2 separate regions of the Homo sapiens genome follow, and region 2 is linked to region 1. Evidence: chromatin loops called from intact Hi-C (ENCODE). Cell type or tissue: mammary epithelial cell. All regions are shown on one strand. Links, peaks and the distances in the headings refer to the core of each region. The heading gives the core; the rest is flanking DNA.

Evidence for each region. Hi-C counts contacts between places; a loop is a spot of excess contacts. Peaks named below come from ENCODE experiments on the same cell type or tissue, not always from the same donor. Only the 100,000 strongest peaks of a DNase experiment are listed, where the experiment ranks them.
Region 2: a loop joins it to region 1, with 5 times the contacts of the local background. A loop is called at or near these places in 11 of 110 quality-filtered maps.

What each region holds. Positions count from the first base shown.
Region 1 is chr17:63,421,070-63,429,831 of GRCh38, reverse strand. TANC2 (tetratricopeptide repeat, ankyrin repeat and coiled-coil containing 2) reads right to left here. Exons shown (of 28, transcript NM_001394998.1): 28 at 2,129-8,762. The coding sequence ends at 7,877. Among named protein-coding and RNA genes, the nearest start is that of CYB561, 21 kb to the left of the region's middle. RefSeq lists an enhancer at 3,382-4,120. In mammary epithelial cell, for the core only: a CTCF peak has its summit at 4,252 (motif pointing left); a DNase peak (open chromatin) is centred at 4,231.
Region 2 is chr17:63,833,494-63,842,255 of GRCh38, reverse strand. It overlaps SMARCD2 (SWI/SNF related BAF chromatin remodeling complex subunit D2), which reads left to right. Exons shown (of 13, transcript NM_001098426.2): 2 at 4,631-4,815; 3 at 5,019-5,061; 4 at 5,212-5,334; 5 at 6,689-6,844; 6 at 7,456-7,551; 7 at 7,681-7,782; 8 at 7,928-8,089; 9 at 8,250-8,347; 10 at 8,534-8,669. Among named protein-coding and RNA genes, the nearest start is that of SMARCD2, 4.8 kb to the left of the region's middle. RefSeq lists enhancers at 569-648, 2,673-2,967, 7,054-7,213 and a silencer at 2,673-2,967. In mammary epithelial cell, for the core only: a CTCF peak has its summit at 7,213 (motif pointing right); a DNase peak (open chromatin) is centred at 7,235.

The sequences.
Region 1 (8,762 bases), core at 2,887-5,386:
ACAGACTTCTGCTGAGTTTGCTGTTTGCTTCTACTCTGAGTAGCTTTTTATTAAGGTTGAGGGTAAATTCTTTTTAAGAAGTATTAATATTTTAAATGAATCACTCCTTTTCCTTTCCTCCAATGTCCCAGGACTTCTTAAAAAGCTGGGGGTTTGGCCAGGTGTGGTGGCTCATGCCTGTAATCCCAGCACTTTGAGAGGCCAAGGCGGGAGGACAGCTTGAGGCCAGGAGTTCAAGACCAGCCTGGGCAACATAACAAGACTCCATCTCTGCAAAACAAAACAAAAGTTAGCAGGGCGTGGTGGCATGCACTGTGGTCCCAGGTACTTGGGAGGCTGAGGTGGGTGGGTCACTTGAGCTCAGGAGGTTGAGGCTGCAGTGAGCTATGATCACACCACTGCACTCCAGCCTGGGTGACAGAGTGAGACTCCATCTAAAAACAAAACAAAACATCTAGGTCGGGCACAGTGGCTTATGCCTGTAATTCCAGCACTTTGGGAGGCTGAGGTAGGTGGATCACTTGAGGTCAGGAGTTTGAGACCAGCCTTGGCAACATGGCGAAACCCTGTCTCTACTAAAAATACAAAAATTAGCTGGGCATGGTGGCGGGTGCCTGTAATTCCAGCTACTAGGGAGGCTGAGGCAGGAAAATTGTTTGAACCTGGGAGGAGGAGGTTGCAGTGAGCCGGGCTCACGCCATTGCACTCTAGCCTGGGTGACAGACTCTGTCTCAAAAAAAAAAAAAAAAAAAAAAAAAAAAGAAAGAAAAAATATAAATTAAAAAGCTGGGGTTTTGCCAATGACTTTTTTTTTTTTTTTGAGATGGACCCTCGCTGTGTCACCCAGGCTGGAGTACAGTGGCACGATCTCGGCTCACTGCAAGCTCTGCCTCCTGGGTTCATGCCATTCTCTTGCCTCAGCCTCCCGAGTAGCTGGGACTACAGGTGACTGCCACCACGCCTGGCTAATTTTTTGTATTTTGTTTAGTACAGACGGGGTTTCACCGTGTTAGCCAGGATGGTCTCGATCTCCTGACCTCGTGATCCGCCCGCCTCAGCCTCCCAAAGTGCTGGGATTACAGGCGTGAGCCACCGTGCCCGGCCCCGACTTACCCATTTTTTAATGAAATAACTGGAGCAGCCCAGGAATGGTTTTGAGATTGAGCAGGTGGCTGCTGCCAGAGTCCCCTCTTCTCTTTGAAGGCAACTGTGGCATCTAGGCTGGGCTGTGTGTTGCCTGCAGTTTGTCTGCTTCCCTAGGCTTTGGGAAATGCAGGTATGCACAGCAGGAATGTTTGTTTAGCACAAATCTGATGTCAAGAGGAAGTGGTCTCCCTCCTCGCTTGTCCCTGAAGTAAACACAGAGGTAGCAGTTAAACAGGAAAGGCTGCAGGCTCAGTGCTGCTCCCCCGCTTCCCCACTCCCTTTTAGATGGTATTGAGTCTCCAGCCAGTTGCAGGAAACCTGCCACTTTTCCATTCACAATGCAGCTGCCTAGCTCTCTATATGGTGAGGACTGGAGTTCGACCAGATTTCTGATGAAAAGACAAAGCCCCTGGAAGCAGTGGGCCTCCAGTTGTGACGAAGCCCTTAGGTCTGCAGTGGGAGCTGTGCCCTCTGCTCGCTACCCTCTCAGCATGCAGCCTCTAAACACAGCCACTCAAGCTGGCAGCCCACCTCAGCCTTGGCTTTGGTAGGGTGGCTGGATTGGGTGCAGCTTCAGCTACAAAATGAAACAAGAGCTCAGTGCTCCCTGGGTATAGCTAGAGAGAAACCTCTTCCAATGAAGAAAAAGCCCCCCTTTCTCAACAAATGTCACAGGCCTGTGCTGACAGCTCCTTAGAACGGCGTCTCTTGTCCACAGCTCTCTTGAGGGCCTACCACAGTGTCCAACTCTGAGGAGAGGAGGTGCTCAATAACGTGACCGAGCAAATAAATGCACAAAGGGGTGGCTCTGAATGTCCCACAAGAGACCAAGCAAATCATCGGGAATTTGGCCTTAGCCCTAACCTGCCCAATTCCTCCTGAGGGAGGGTGCCCCCATCACTGCATCCTCAGGAGGGTAAGCTTAAAAGCCAGCTCCCTGAAGAGGCTGTAATGGAAGGAGAAAAGCATCACAACACCATGGTTTTCCAAGTGTTAGCCATTTATAAATAAGTACATTTGCTTTCATACATACAGTTCCTTGTACAGATGACAATCTGTATACATGGGGCAGGAAAATGCATTCATTTGAACTTTTCACATCTATCTCACACAGCTCACATGTACAGACAATAAAACTGCTCAAGCAAGTACAGCAAAGGAAAATGTCTTTCCTTATACACAGGGGTAGATGCCTCTGTGGGGTGTGGGGCATCCCCACTGCACGGCTTCACAACTGTGTGGTGTTCAATATATCAGGAGAGAGAACAAACATGCATTGGATAATATACTGTACAGAGAAAGTCCTTTACATCTGAGTCATAGAAAACCTAAAGGAAAACTAAGTGCATTAAAGCTTTTTCCAGCAAGTGTCTTGAAAGGACAGCAAAGAGGAGGAAGAATCAAAATCATATTAGTACAAATCACTCTTTAATTGTAGACTGTACATGTCTGTACTAATTAAAATCATCTTGGATTTGGAGGAGACAGAACAGAGACAAAGATGCTGTGCTAGATGGAAAGGAGGCCACGCCTGAAAAGGCACCTGCCCTGAGCCTGATGAGGAACTGGCCTCACTCAGCAGGAATCAGCCAAAGGAAACAAAAAACAAAACAAAACCAGAACAGGAAGTGTAACTTACAGGATTTCCAAAATCACCTGTGAATGAAGTGGAGATCTGGAGCCGGCATCTCTTAACTTTTTTTTTCCCCCCAGTAAATTGGTATGCAATAAGGCAGGTACATTCAAGTACTGAATTTTCCAGAATTAACTCTTGTCTGGCGCTGGGGACCAAAGGGATTGAGTTGAGCCCCCTCTAACCAGACTTTCTGGTTAGCGATTAGCAAAAGAAAAATTCAGCCAGCAAGTGCTACAAAAACAAAGCAGCTAGGGCACTTCCGTTCCACAGAGTAGGTCTACCTGGAAAAATGAGCGCGGCGCTGGCCTGATCTCTACGCGTCCAGCGGCAGCCTGGCAAGTCAGCTCAGCGTCGGTATCAGAGTCAGCAGGAGGCAATGAGATGATGGGGTGAGGAAACATGAAAGTAACACTTGATTTTTGGTGTCCAATTATGCGTTCATTTGGTACTGACTTTCAAAGCTCTGACTGTGGCCACCATGTGGCCACAAGCATCTCAGGGTGGCTCACCTGCTGTGAGGCTTTGGACACCGAAATGAAGGTTACCAACACTTCAGCCCTTGAGTGGTCTGTATGACAAAAGGAGTTGATGAAAACCCAGTGATTATTCAAGTAGCTCTGCACAGTGGCTCCACCAGCCCCATTGTGCTTGTGTCCAGGCCCCCAGCCAGCCACCTTTTCTTGGGAGCAGCCAGAGCTGAGTTCAAGGCATTGCATGGTGAAGGGTTCCATGACACGTCTTTGCAGGTAGCTCTTGCCCCTAAGCCCTTTGTTCATTGTTGTTAGTCATGGTAGATGGTCGGTCTGGAATTCCTAGAGGAAGAGGAGAAAGAGCTGCACCTCCCAGTGAGCGAGCAGCAGGACCGCACAGCCCTCGGTGTGGAGGCAGCAGCCGGCTGCCTTTGCAGGTCGGTTTCTTGAGAAATGGGCAGCCCAGGAACAGACAGGCAGGGTGTGCGAGGCTGCTGGGCACTGGGAGCATCAAGAGGAGGCTGGGCACAGGGGCGGGCACCTCTTGCCCCCTGGGATAGCCTATTCCATTTTGTGGCAAAGATTCAGTGAGCACTGGTTTTGTCCAAGGCATTTCTGCAGTAGAAAAATAACTCTCTCTGAATCAAACCACCCAACTGTGACGCTTCTGGAGTTATAAAAGCTGGAGGCTGAGAGGAACTGACAGGAGGGAGGCTCATGGGGAAGAAGGGGCTTCTCCATGTACCCATCCCTCTACCAGAGCAAGGGAGCTCTGGTCAACCTTCTTCCAGCCTCTGCCTGGCTGAAGTCCAAAGCATGTAGTGTTCAAAGAGTTCGTCTTGCACAACTGGCACAGATGCACGAAGACCCCTTCCAGGCCTCTGTTGCCTTCTCCTGAACCTCTGAGCCCGCTTGCCTGTTGCCCTGGAAGCAGCTCCTCTCTCCCGAGGGGATGCCGCTGTTCTTTGCTACAAAACAAGCGCAGTGCAGAGCCACAGTGACACCTAGTGGTAAACTATGGTGAAGCACAAGTGACATCCACATAGCCCACTGTACGTGACTAAAATCTAAGGAAAAATACTTATGGATATTAAATTAGATACTGATTAATTTTTAATTTTTTCTATTGGGTACATCTCTGGAATATAAAAATACCAATATTTAGAGAGGGGCTCATAAACTACTATACAATATTAAGGACTGAGAATACCTTTCTCTAAGCTGTTCTGTTTACAATAATTTAGGAAAAGTGTTTAATAATCCAGGCTTAACTACATTAGCAAACTTGTATATCTGGACAACGACCTGGGGTACTGTACATGATTCTAATTAGTGGAATTTTCCTGAGCCATCGAGTTTAAGTTATACACATCTAAAAAGAGGGGCACATGGGGGAGGAGCGAGAAGGGTTTGTGCTCTATTAACTTGGGACTTTAATAGTGCACGTCTGCAACCCGGACAAGATACAACAGCAGATACAAAATGGTCTCCATTTTGTCATGCCAAATTCTCATGTTACACAGGTTTTCCCTTTACTTTGTAAATAAACATTAATTGTTAATTGTTAATTGTGTGCCTTACTGATCCAGTAGATAAAGTAACCGTGTCTCAGGAGTCCCTAAGAACATTGCTGGAAAAGCACTTTAAAATCACTGCAAATATTTTTCATATTAAAAAATTCTTAATCTTTTTGATGCTTATATACAAGTTATTTCTTGTGCTATAAATGTTGTGATCCACTGCTTGATGTCTTTCCTTTCCTTTTTTCTTGAAAAATACACTAAAAGACAAGAGCGGTTCTGCTATTTTCTAATGAAGACATTACTCACACTTAAATATCCAGTACTTCAGTTACAAATTCAAACAGTAAAGTGCACCCATTTATAGACATGATGTGATAGAAACCCATTAGTGCAAGAATCCTGGGCCAATGGAACATACAACTTGGTGAGAAACCTATTAAACTGAAGTTTGTCACCTCTGTCCTCCATTTCAGGGTGGTATGAATTGAGTAAGTTTCATCTGAAACATTTCCTCCCACCTGAAGCCAGACATGGACTCAGCGAGTGTTTGCTGCTGGGGAAGGGGCAGCTCTGAAATACAGTACTCGGATCATTCCATGGCAGTGAAGTAGCAAACAGGGCACAGGGCACAGGCAGTCTGCTTGTAAGGAAAAACGTCTCCTGCCCCAACAAGCTCTGGTTGGCATATTCTAGTCAAAAACAACTGGCATGCAGCAGTGATACCTACTCCCTCTTATGATGGCCAAAAAGAATGGCATTTTGACTGTTGACATTTTAGGTGTTTTGCCCATAGGGTATAGGCCCTAAATCTTTTTGTCCTGGAAAACTGAGAGACCCTGGGGAGAAGCGGCATCAGCGGCATATTTGTAAAGCTACAGGACCTGCTCATTCGCCTGGACAGGTGAGTGCGGGTGGTGTGTGGCGTTCCAAATGAGCAGGAGCACTTTCCTGACAGACACTGAGAAATTCTTCAAAATGCAGTGGCTCCTCAGCGAGAGGCGGTTTTAAGGAGTAAGATGTAAAGATGCCAGCAGTGCTGAGACCTGGCCAAAAAGCAATCTGAGAGGCCACTGGGCTCCTGGCTAGAGGTTGCCGCTAGAGCTACACATTTCATCTTCCTGATGTGAGAGAGAGGGGTATAGAGATGGAGAGAGGACGCTGATGCCTACCCTGGTCTAGCTGAGAAGGCGTCGCTGATGCCCACCCTGGTCTAGCTGAGAAAGCAGTCCTTAGGTATCAGGGAGTGTGGAAAGAGGCTGGGGCTTGAGTTAGTCTTGCTATTTGCTTTCAGCACAGAGACAAGTCCTGGCCTGTTTTAGGTTTGGGGGTGGAGAGGTCCGTCTATTTCGCAGAATCTAAATTAGTAAAGAAATGCTTCTGATCTCAGGTTCATGCTCCCTGTGTCTTAATGATCCCTTCAAAGGGCACTTACTTACTTACTTACTTACCAGACACATGGGACTGGTCGCAGCCAGATTTTTATTCAGGAAACTGCCCTTCCTGCAGCCCTTCCCTAACAGAGCAGAATGATTCCTAACAACAGAGAACGAATGCTCCTTTGTTTCGTTTCAGTTGCTTAGTTGAGTTGTTTAGTTGTAAGAGCTGATGTACAGCCAGTGCCAGGCCTGTGCCGAGGCTTTGGTTCCAATGTTCTTGCTATCCACTCAATAGTGGCCTCGCTCACTCAAAGGTCAGCCTACCAAATGACCACGAGACCTAGAAGATGTGTCTTCTAGACAAGCTTCAAGATCAGAAGCTTGCTGTCTATCTCATGCCCCCACCCAGGGCTGCAAAACAGGGCTGAAAGGGGTCTTTCTTCACCCTGAAACAGTTTTTGCTGCGTCTGACTTTAAAATATCACACTCTCATAAACACTCCTAGAAAAAGAAAAGAAACAGTTCCTGTAATAATAGATAATCAAACTATAGATCTCAAAATGGAAGTAGACAACAACGGGCATGACCCTGGGTGGAAATATTGGGACTCAGTCTCATGGTCCCAAGAGATTCCAATCTGCTTCTGAAAGAAACAATTTCTGTATGACACCATCTGGGTTTACAGGAAGAGGGCCACTAGAACAAAATCTGGCTGTAGGTGAAGATCCAACTAACGGGATTGTCACACCAGCCAGCCTTCGGTTAGAGTTTCCTTTTAGTGGAGTATGACACTCAGTGATGTATCAGGATCTAAAAAGTAGATGTCTCCAGAACAGACTTCCTATAGCCTTTCACTGAGAATCCAGAACAATCTTTTTTGTTTTTCTATGTATTCATTCCCTCCCCCACCCTGGAAAAGCAGCAGCTTTTAGTGGTTAATTGTCGGCTAAAAATCTAGAGAATAACTCTCAGTGAATTCTCTTAATAGCCACAATTCTCATCTAATTTCCTTGGCTGACTGCAATATTTAAAGGGCTGGCTGTTTTTGACATGTTCCTACAATGCCTCTTGGAAAATCAATGTAGTGACATTTTACATAATTATATTGGGGTTTTCTTCCAATTTAGCACTTAATTCTTCTCTCTCTGATCCTTTTACCCCCTAGGAAGACCAGCAATAATCCTAATGCACACTGCAGACCTGGTGGCTGCAGGGCGCTGGCGGTCTGGGGAGGGGCCACAGCATGAGAATGCGCTGCGGCTGGCTGTGTGGGTGACACTGGCTAAGGATGCAAAGGCAAAGGGGCATCGCACTCTTTCTAAAGTTTCTAGAAGAAAACGAACAAGAACACCTTATTTTTTAAAAAAGGAAAAAGACAATTACACAACAAGAACATCAGTGAAAGCGATTGTCTCCTGGAAAAAGCTGACCAGTGTGTCTGATCTCCCTGGGTTAAAGCACACAGCACGAAAATCTCCTCGTTGGCATCTGAAGAGAGGGAGAGAGCATGTGGCTGGGCACAGACAAGAGAAACTGAAGTCCTGGCTCCCGGGAGGCCGCTTCCCAGTCGGCTGCATGCAAAGGATTTCAGCATGTGGGCTGCCACCTCTGAACACCACACAGAAACTACATGAGAAATTAAGCCAGAGAACTACCTCGAATGTGGAAACCAAGCCTGAAAATGTGCAGTGAAAACATATGGGTCTCACTCCAACAAAACGTCTTTTAAACATTAGACTCCACGAACGGTCTCTTTGGTTTGATAGGGGATGTCTGCCCTTGCCGAGAGTCTCGGGACAGCTGCCTGTACAGGTTGTCCTGGTATGCCTGAGCCACAGGTAGAGTCCGAGCTACCTTCACGTCGGGATAGGAGGAGGCCTGGCTGACTCGCTCCAAGAGGTCTCCACGAGACCCGTTAGCCAGCATCCCATGGGGGCTGTAATAATCGTCCTCCAGCAAATGGCCATTCTGTGCATTGTTGGTTTTGTTATAAAAGGCAATGTTGCTGATGGATGATGGTGGACTGAAGGACTCAGGCTGAGGCAGGTTGCCTGGAGACGTGGGACTGAGGACGGTGTCCACAGATGACACTGCCCAGGTCCGATTCTGCTGGTGGAGGTGGGGGTACTGCTGAGTCCGTGCTGTTTTATCTATGATCCCCATGAATGGTGTGGTCCTGGATCGGGTGGGCTCACTGGGGTAACCTCCTTGAGTTGGAGACACTGGCGACAGCTCGTCACATGACCTCTCATATGCAGGTTTCAGTGGGATCTCCATTTGCTGGATGGAAGAAGATGGCCGGAAGGTCGGAGTTAGGTTGGAGGTGGAGGAGATACTATTGCTAGATGGAGAGAAGCGAAGGCCTACACTTTGGGAATGCAGCAACGGCCTGGGAGTTGGCGGGTGCGGTTTGATTTCGTTAGGGTTGACACTGATAGGTCTTCTGATTAAATGCGACACATCAGGGGAACCTAGTTGGCTGGAGGAGCGCTCCAGATCTAGTTTTGAGTGACAGACTGGGTAATAGGATGCTGACTGGCTGCGTCCGATCTGTGGTGTCTGGCTGTATCTCACGCCACCTCGGTATGCTGAGGAAGGTCGCTGTGGAAGA
Region 2 (8,762 bases), core at 5,932-8,431, 410 kb before region 1:
GAAGCAGCTGGGAGGCCTGGGGGCTTCCGCGGCACAGGGATTCCGAGTGACTGGGAGATGGAGGAGTTTGGGGAGCCAGTGAATTGTGGCGGGTGGGTTGAGAAGTCTAGGGTAGGAGGGCTGGAAAGTGATGAGAAAGTTTGGGAAAGGGCCCTCGCTGAGAAACCGGGGTTACCCTGCATCGGCCTTGGTCCCAGTCCAAGTCTGCCCTGTTTTTTCTGATTGGGAACTGGCGGAGCTCTAGCGTGTCTGAGATGGCTCCCGGCTGCTAATAAGGAGGAAGGAGCCTGGCTTCCCACGGGCACGGGACGCTGAGGCTAGGGCCAGGGGATTCCAGCTTGTGCACGGGCGGACTTTACTCCTGAGGCAGGGCCAGGCGCCTTCGCTGGGAGGACTCCAGCTTAGACCAGAGACGGTGGTGGCCTGGCCTGAGGGGAGGCCCAGCCCAGTCACAGGCCGGCTCTCTTCTGGGCTTTCTGCCTCCTGTCATCGTGTCCGGGAGTTGATTAGTCTGGACGTGCAGAGTGGAGCCCTGCTGGTCTGGGGCCGGAGGAGTCTGCGAGAGTTGCTTCAAAGAGTGCTGTCCTGACCCCTTTGGGGTTTTGAGAGCTGCTCAGATTGCAGCTTCAAAAGCCCTTGCAAAGCAGCGACTTCTGCTCAGTGTGTGAGGACCTCAGCCTGACCCTGCCAGTGCTCTAGTCTGCTGTTCAGGTTGCCCCAGAGGGCTTGGAAACTGTGCCCATCTGCCTTGTCACCCTCTCTGCATTTTTATTTGGCCTTCAGGTTCTAACTCCACCACGTCCGAAGCCATGTGCCCAAGCATTTGACACTGGCTTCTTGCTCATCTACGGGTTTGCTGTGGGCTTCCTCTGTTTTCGACTCATGTCTCCAGGCAGAGGTCCTTAGGGATCCTCGTGGAGTATACACAGCCTACCTGCCCCACTGGGCCCTCACTTCTAAGGAGATGGCTTAACTAGGGACAGTGACTGGATTTTTTTTTCCTTCTTACTCCTCATTCTTCCTCCTTTCTCAAGAGAAAAGAGAGTCTGGGTATGGGCAGAGACAGACCTGGTCCCAGGGATTCCAGCTGGGGCTCATCTCTCCCACCTTGCTGTCCCCGTTGGGGATTCATGGGCCCAGGGTGTTGCTGAGGGCTCCCTGCATCATTCATTGTAGCCCTTGGGCCTGCCCACTGAGACCTGGCCTGGGCACCATCTGTGGGCCTTTGGCCTTGGAAGGACCTGGAACAGACAAGCCGCTCCAGTTTCCTTGGCATGCAAGCCATAGGAAATGTGCCCTTGGGACAGCCCCTGAGAGGATGGATTCCACATGTTTTGGTGGGGGGTGGCCTTGGGCCTGTGGCAAGGCCAAGCTGGCTGGCTGGTTAGGCCTGGGCTGCTAGCTGTGCGGAAGTAGGAGATGGCCCTGAGTCTGGGTTTCCCATCCCACTAGCTTTCCTCCTCCTGGCAGGAGAGGTAGATGGGAAGGAGAACCCAGCCAGCTAACTTTGGCTGAGTTTGAAGAGGATCCTATTTGCCTTCTTTCCAAGTCCAGTTGTATGACTGCCAGGAGAAGGGACTTGAGATCTGGGAAACAAAGGGGTTCCTGTCTGTTAGGGCTCATGAGATGCACTTGAAAAGTGAGAATTTGAGGCCCAAGCTGAGCAAATAGTTGAAAGAAGGGAAGTGATGACCTCCCTTCCTCCAGAGGGTGGTTCTAGCTGTGGATCACAGTTAACAGAGGAACCTAAAAAAAGAAAAAGAAAAGAAAAAAACCTCCAGGGCAGGATATGGTGGGCTCACACCTGTAATCCTAGCACTTTGGGAGGCCCAGACAGAAGGATTACTTGAGACCAGGAGTTCAAGACCAGCCTAAGCAACATAGTGAGACCATCATCTCTTAAAAAAAAAAAAAAAAATTTAGCCAAGCATGGTGGTGTGCGCTTATGGTCCCAGCTACTCAGGATGCTGTGGCAGGAGGATTGCTTGAGTCCAGGAGTTCAAGGCTGCATTGAGCTATGATCCTGCCACTGCACTCCAGCCTGGGCAACAAAATAACAAAAACCTCAGATTGCTGGGTTCACTCCAGAGAGTTCAAAAAGTTCAAAAAAAAAATTTTTTTTTTTCTGATACGGAGTCTCACTCTGTCGCCCAGGCTGGAGTGCAGTGACATGATCTCAGCTCACTGCAACCTCCGCCTCCCAGGTTCAAACAATCCTCTGCCTCAAGCCTCCTGAGTAGCTGGGATTACAGGCGCCCACCACCACGCCCGGCTAATTTTTTTGTATTTTTAGTAGAGACGAGGTTTCACCATCTTGGCCAGGATGGTCTCGAACTCCTGACCTTGTGATCCACCCGCCTCGGCCTCCCAAAGTGCTGGGATTATAGGCGTGAGCCACTGCACCCGGCCTCAAAATCCTTTTTACTCATGGGAGAGTGGGTGGTATGTTCCCCAACTGAGGCCCTCAGGCCCAGGTTCCAGGAGCATCAGGGCCACATTTGGGGCAGGGCAAAGCACGCTCACCGGAGCCCTGGATTCCTCATCTGGGGTTCAGGGGATTGATCCAGGCCTACCTGGTCCTGCTGCAGGCAGGGAGTTAGGGAGGCTCAGAGTGCTGGACTGCTTTTTTTTTTTTCTTTAACTCCTGAGTTGTTTTTTTTTGTTTGTTTTGTTTTGTTTTGTTTTTTGAAGTGGGAGGAGTTGCTAGCGCCTATAAGCCCTATGGAGCTTGGCAAGGCTCAGCTGGGACTTGAACTATAAGCAGCCTTCCCCTGGGGCCCTGAGTGAGCCAGGGGCTCTGGGCCCAGGAAACCTGGAGCAGATGTCTGGGTGGAGCCTATTCCAGACCCTGCCTATGAGGCCTTGTCTTGGGACTTCCTGTTACCGGAGCACCTGCCCAGGAGGGATGGGTGGTGCTGCAGGTTTTGTGAACACTGCAGCAGGGAGCTTCCTGGGGACCACAGGGCCCTCGCTCACCTCTGCAGGACCCACTGCTTCAGTTCTTCCCTGTCTTTGTCTCAGGCACTAGGAAAAACTAGTCTGGGATGTCTGGGCCTGGGCTTACAGCTGTAGCCACACTTAGTTTTTTTCTATAATCTCAGGCCAGAGAAAGAACAATCTTTAAGGCAGAGAAAGAGGCTGTCTTTTGCCTTTCAACAGCTCTGATTAATCTCTTCCTGATGCAGAGAGACTTTGGCAGGACTCCCAAAGCCCCAGAGCCCCCCACTTTGAACTTTTTATTCTCCCAAACACTTCCGTCCCACCCTGCTCCTCCTCTCCCCATCCTCACGTCTGTGGGTCATGTTTCTTTCCATCTCCGCATCTGGTCAAGAATCTGACCCTCTGTGTTGGGAACATGGGTTTAGTGCGGGATGAAGAGGTTGGGGAAGAATCTCATCTCCATGATGCTGGGGTGGGGGAGGGTCCTTTGATTTGGTACAAGTCTCCACCCTGCCGGGCTTGGTTGGCTGGTTGTGCTCGTTGCATAATCTGGGCCCTGGGGCCAGCCCTGTGAAGCTGCCAGGGACAGTGTGTGCAAGGCAGAGCTGCCAAACAGGCCTTGCAGGCAGCAGCCATGGGGAGGCGGGTGGGGGTGGAGGTGACTCCCAGATGGGCTCCACAGAAATGTCAGGGAGCAAGGCCTCAGGTGGGAAATCCTTCTGCAGGCATCTAAAGAAGCTATTTCTGTCTCCCACTTTCCTGCTGCTCAGCCTGGGCCTCTATCCTTGCCTCCCAGGATAATCTTAGCCCCCTTCTCCAGCTTGGGATTGCCAGGGCTACACGGAGCCAGAGCCAGTCCTGGCTGCCAGGTGGTGCCTGGACCACTGGCAGAGTCCAGGTGCTAGCTGCTCTCTTTCCCACAGGCCACCCAGGAGCCATAGCTTCCCTTCTGGGGTCTTCTGTCATAGGGGTAGTAGTTGGGCAGTAGGGAGGTAAGAGGAGGGTCCAGTTCTGGGCTGTGGGTGGGGGCTATGTGATACCAGACTACAGGGTACAGGGTCCCTGTACCCTGCCCGAGGCCACCCCCACCAGCTGGTACACGTTCCAAGCCATCCTGTTGCAGCCCTGCTCACCTGGGGTGCTGCTGCCTACCAGACCCCTTTCTCCCTCGGCCACAGAGGATGGGGATTGGGGCTCTGCGCCATTGGCCTACTCATACTATAGTACACTCCTCTGCCTGGCAGTGACACTGCCCCTGTGCCTCTCAGCCATGCTTCTTCTTCATGATGGGAGAAAGAGAAGGAGGGCAGGGCTTGGCAGGACTGTCTGAGAGAATAGGGACCAGCTTGCCCAGGGAATAGGGCACAGCATGCTGGGGCTGGAAGGTAGCAATGGGCCCTGAAAAGCTCCCCAAGGCCCTTCCCTCTGCAGGCAGGACCCTCCTCCCAGCCCAGGTTCTGGCAGGCCTCATTCGCTGGCATGGCTGCCAGGGCGGTTGCAGGGGGCAGGGCAGGTGTGGTTTACACTCTGTGCTCAGGCGCCCACTCCCCTTTGTTCCTGGGGCTCCAGCAGGGCTCTGGTGTGCTGCTCAGGCCCTACCTGGCTGACGAGAGGGATGGAGGGCATGGGCTATGGGTCCCGGAGGGCCTTGCCCCTGACCTATGCACCCCCGTTGGCTCACTTCCCCCAGCGACCTGGCATGTCACCAGGGAACCGGATGCCCATGGCTGGCTTGCAGGTGGGACCCCCTGCTGGCTCCCCATTTGGTGCAGCAGCTCCGCTTCGACCTGGCATGCCACCCACCATGATGGATCCATTCCGAAAACGCCTGCTTGTGCCCCAGGCGCAGCCTCCCATGCCTGCCCAGCGCCGGGGGTAAGAGCATCCTGCTTCTCTCACTCTGCCTAACTCAGCTCTGGTGGTAGCAGAGGGTTTCCTTCTATCTTAAGAGCTTTGGTGACTGAGGATGACTCCAGGCTCTCCTGGGGGAGAGGGTCCTGGAGACTGGAGGGGCGTTATGGGAGTGAGTGTCCTTTTTTGGACCATTGACCTCTTAAGTGGGTTTCTGTCCTCCCCAGGTTAAAGAGGAGGAAGATGGCAGATAAGGTTCTACCTCAGCGAGTAAGTGTTAAGAGGACACCTGGGAGGCCTGCCCAGTGGCCACCTTGGGGTGGGTGTCCATCTCTCTCAAAGCTGGGCTGCAGCAGGAAGGGAGGAAAGAGCCAGGCTTTGGCTGAAGCAAGCTGATGAGCTTCTGCTACCTTCCTTCAGATCCGGGAGCTTGTTCCAGAGTCTCAGGCGTACATGGATCTCTTGGCTTTTGAGCGGAAGCTGGACCAGACCATTGCTCGCAAGCGGATGGAGATCCAGGAGGCCATCAAAAAGCCTCTGACAGTATGTGTGGCCCTGACCACCTCTAGCCTTCCCAGGTTTCCTTGCCTTCCACCCCCTTGTTTTCCAGGGGCCAAGCAAGTTGGGCTAGAGCCGGGTTTTTCACATGCAGGATGCAGCCCACTAGTAGAGTACGAACTCAGTTGAATGTGTTGGGGCCAGTATGTTTTAAATGAATATATGACAGTAGAAAATCTTAAAATACTTCACAGTAGTACTTACCATAGTAGTAAATGGATTCTTTCATGACATTTTTGTTTCTGATAAATAGATATGCAGACCTTGGGTCATAATTGAAAATGTAAATCTTATGGGTGGTGGTCAAAAGTTTGAAAACCACTAGACTAGGGGATAAAGGTAGTTCCTTTCTCCTTCCCCTTCCCCATCCATAGAGAAATTTTCTTTTTTTTTTTTTTTTTTTTTTCTGAGATGGAGTCTCGCTCTTTCACCTAAGCTGGAGTGCAGTGTTGCGATCTCGGCTCACTGCAACCTTCGCATCCCAGGTTCAAGTAATTCTTCTTGCCTCAGCCTCCCGAGTAACTAGGATTACAGATGCCTGTCACCACGCCCGGCTAATTTTTGTATTTTTAGTATCGCCATGTTACCCAGGCTGGTCTCGAACTCCTGACTGCCTCGGCCTCCCAAAGTGCTGAGATTACAGGCGTGAGCCACTGCACCCAGCCGAGAAGCTTTTCTTAATAATAATGTAGAACAGTCCCGAGTGGTGAAGCCTTTCCAGGGGACTAGGATATTTTGGAGCCGTGATGGGTGTTTGGGTTTCATGTAAGATGTGAGCCAGAGACTGGCTGCGTGTTACTCCATCATGCCGTAGCACCAGTCCCACTGTGCTGGCATTGTTGGTGATGCATCTCTTTCCCCATAAAATGGTGAGTTCCGGCCAGGTGCGGTGGCTCACACCTGTAATCTCAGCACTTTAGGAGGCCGAAGTGGGCAGATCACCTGAGGTCAGGAGTTTGAGACCAGCATGGCCAACATGTTGAAATACCATCTTTACAAAAACACAAAAAATTAGCTGGGCATGGTGGTGCGCACCTGTAGTCCCAGCTACATGGGAGACTGAGGCAAGAGAATCGCTTGAACCTGGGAGTCAGAGGTTGCAAGTGAGCTGAGATCGCGCCACTGCACTCCAGCCTGGGTGACAGAGTGAGACCATGTCTAAAAAAAAAAAAGGCTGGGACTGGGACTTACTACTTCTGATTCCCAGTACCTGACAAGGTGCCTGGCTGGCTCATGGTGCTCAGTACTGATTGTTGAATGGTTCATATGAGAAGATGCGGTAGCACTGTGTCCCAGCATCTTGGTCCACCTCCAGTTGTGATTGCCTTTCTCTCTTTAGCAAAAGCGAAAGCTTCGGATCTACATTTCCAATACGTTCAGTCCCAGCAAGGCGGAAGGCGATAGTGCAGGAACTGCAGGGACCCCTGGGGGAACCCCAGCAGGGGACAAGGTGGCTTCCTGGGAACTCCGAGTGGAAGGAAAACTGCTGGATGATGTGAGTTGGGGAGGGAGGTTCTGGAGGGAAGGAGGCCTGTGTGGGTTTAAGACTGAGACCAAGGAGTTTGATACTAGCCTGAGCAGCAGAGCCAGACCCCATCTCTACAAAAAATTTAAAAATTAGCTGGGTGCGGTGGCATGCACCTGTAGTCCCAGCTACTCATAAGGCTGATGCAGGAGGATGGCTTGAGCCCAGGAGGTCGAGCTTCAGTGAGTTATGATCACACCACTGCACTTCAGCCTGGGTGACAGAGTGAGATTGTGTCTCAGAAAAAAAAAGACTGGGCCAGACACTTGGGCGCTCCCAGAGAAGTCCTGCCATAGGGAGGGGGGCGCTGCTCCAAGCCCGTTGGAGGTTGATTTGTGTGGTTATTACAGTGTTCCTGCAGATGGCAGTCGAGTGTCTCGAGGAAGTCCCTCGTGGGCTGCAAGAGGGCACCATTTCCCTGCCTCCAGTCTGCCCAGAGTCCTGCTTCCATCCTTCAGGGCCCAGGAATCTTCAGTATCCGGAGCTCCAGGGCTGAAATGGGGCTTCTCTTTCTTGGGATTTAGCATAGCTTGAGATTTGAGAGCTCAGCAGCACCATCTCACACCCCTTTCCATCCCCAGCCTAGCAAACAGAAGAGGAAGTTTTCTTCATTCTTTAAGAGCCTCGTCATTGAGCTGGACAAGGAGCTGTACGGGCCTGACAATCACCTGGTGGAGGTGAGAGTGGGCCTGGGGCAAAAGCAGGCTGATGTGCAGGTTTGGCAGGGAAATGGCCTCAGGGCCCTTGGGAGGCCCTGTGTTCACGCCCACCCCCTTGGTGATAAGCCATGCTTCCCTCCCTGCCAGTGGCACCGGATGCCCACCACCCAGGAGACAGATGGCTTCCAAGTAAAACGGCCTGGAGACCTCAACGTCAAGTGCACCCTCCTGCTCATGCTGGATCATCAGGTGACAGAGACCCTGGGGTCATTTCTGGGCCCACAGGGACCCCTCAGGAGGGGAGCTGGTTCCTAGAAACCCTTCCTGTCCCTGCCCTATTTTCCCACTGTTCTACTATAAGAACCCGTTCTGACTCCCCTCCATCCAACTCCAGCCTCCCCAGTACAAATTGGACCCCCGATTGGCAAGGCTGCTGGGAGTGCACACGCAGACGAGGGCCGCCATCATGCAGGCCCTGTGGCTTTACATCAAGCACAACCAGCTGCAGGATGGGCACGAGCGGGAGTACATCAACTGCAACCGTTACTTCCGCCAGGTTAGCCAGATGCCAGCCCCCGTTTTCTCAGCCCTTGCTTTGCCTTGCCTGCTGGGCTACTCCTTGGCCACAGCCTGCAGACTGCTGCCCTCACTGGTCCTGGAATGGTCCACTCCACTGTGCCCACAAGCCAACGCTGAGCCTTTCGTATTTCCTCCAGATCTTCAGTTGTGGCCGACTCCGTTTCTCCGAGATTCCCATGAAGCTGGCAGGGTTGCTGCAGCATCCAGACCCCATTGTCATCAACCATGTCATTAGGTAAATGCAAGGAGGGGGACAGGAAGGCTCTTCTAAGAGCAGATTCACCCTTGGCTTGAACTAAAGCCAAAGAAAGCATCAGGTTTCTTTTTCCCTGAGTGTGTGCAGAGAATGGGCCCCAGATTTGGCCCAGGTGGGCAGGATGAAGTCAGCTATGTGCCTTCCCTCCCCATGTGCTGCCTGCAGTGTCGACCCTAACGACCAGAAGAAGACAGCCTGTTACGACATCGATGTGGAGGTGGACGACCCACTGAAGGCCCAAATGAGCAATTTTCTGGCCTCTACCACCAATCAGCAGGAGATCGCCTCCCTTGATGTCAAGGTGGGCCCTCTGGCTCCACAGCTTCCTCTGGGGCCCAGGATTGGGGTGGGCTGGCTCTGTCCAGCATTTCCATACATGTAGCACCTGGAGGAC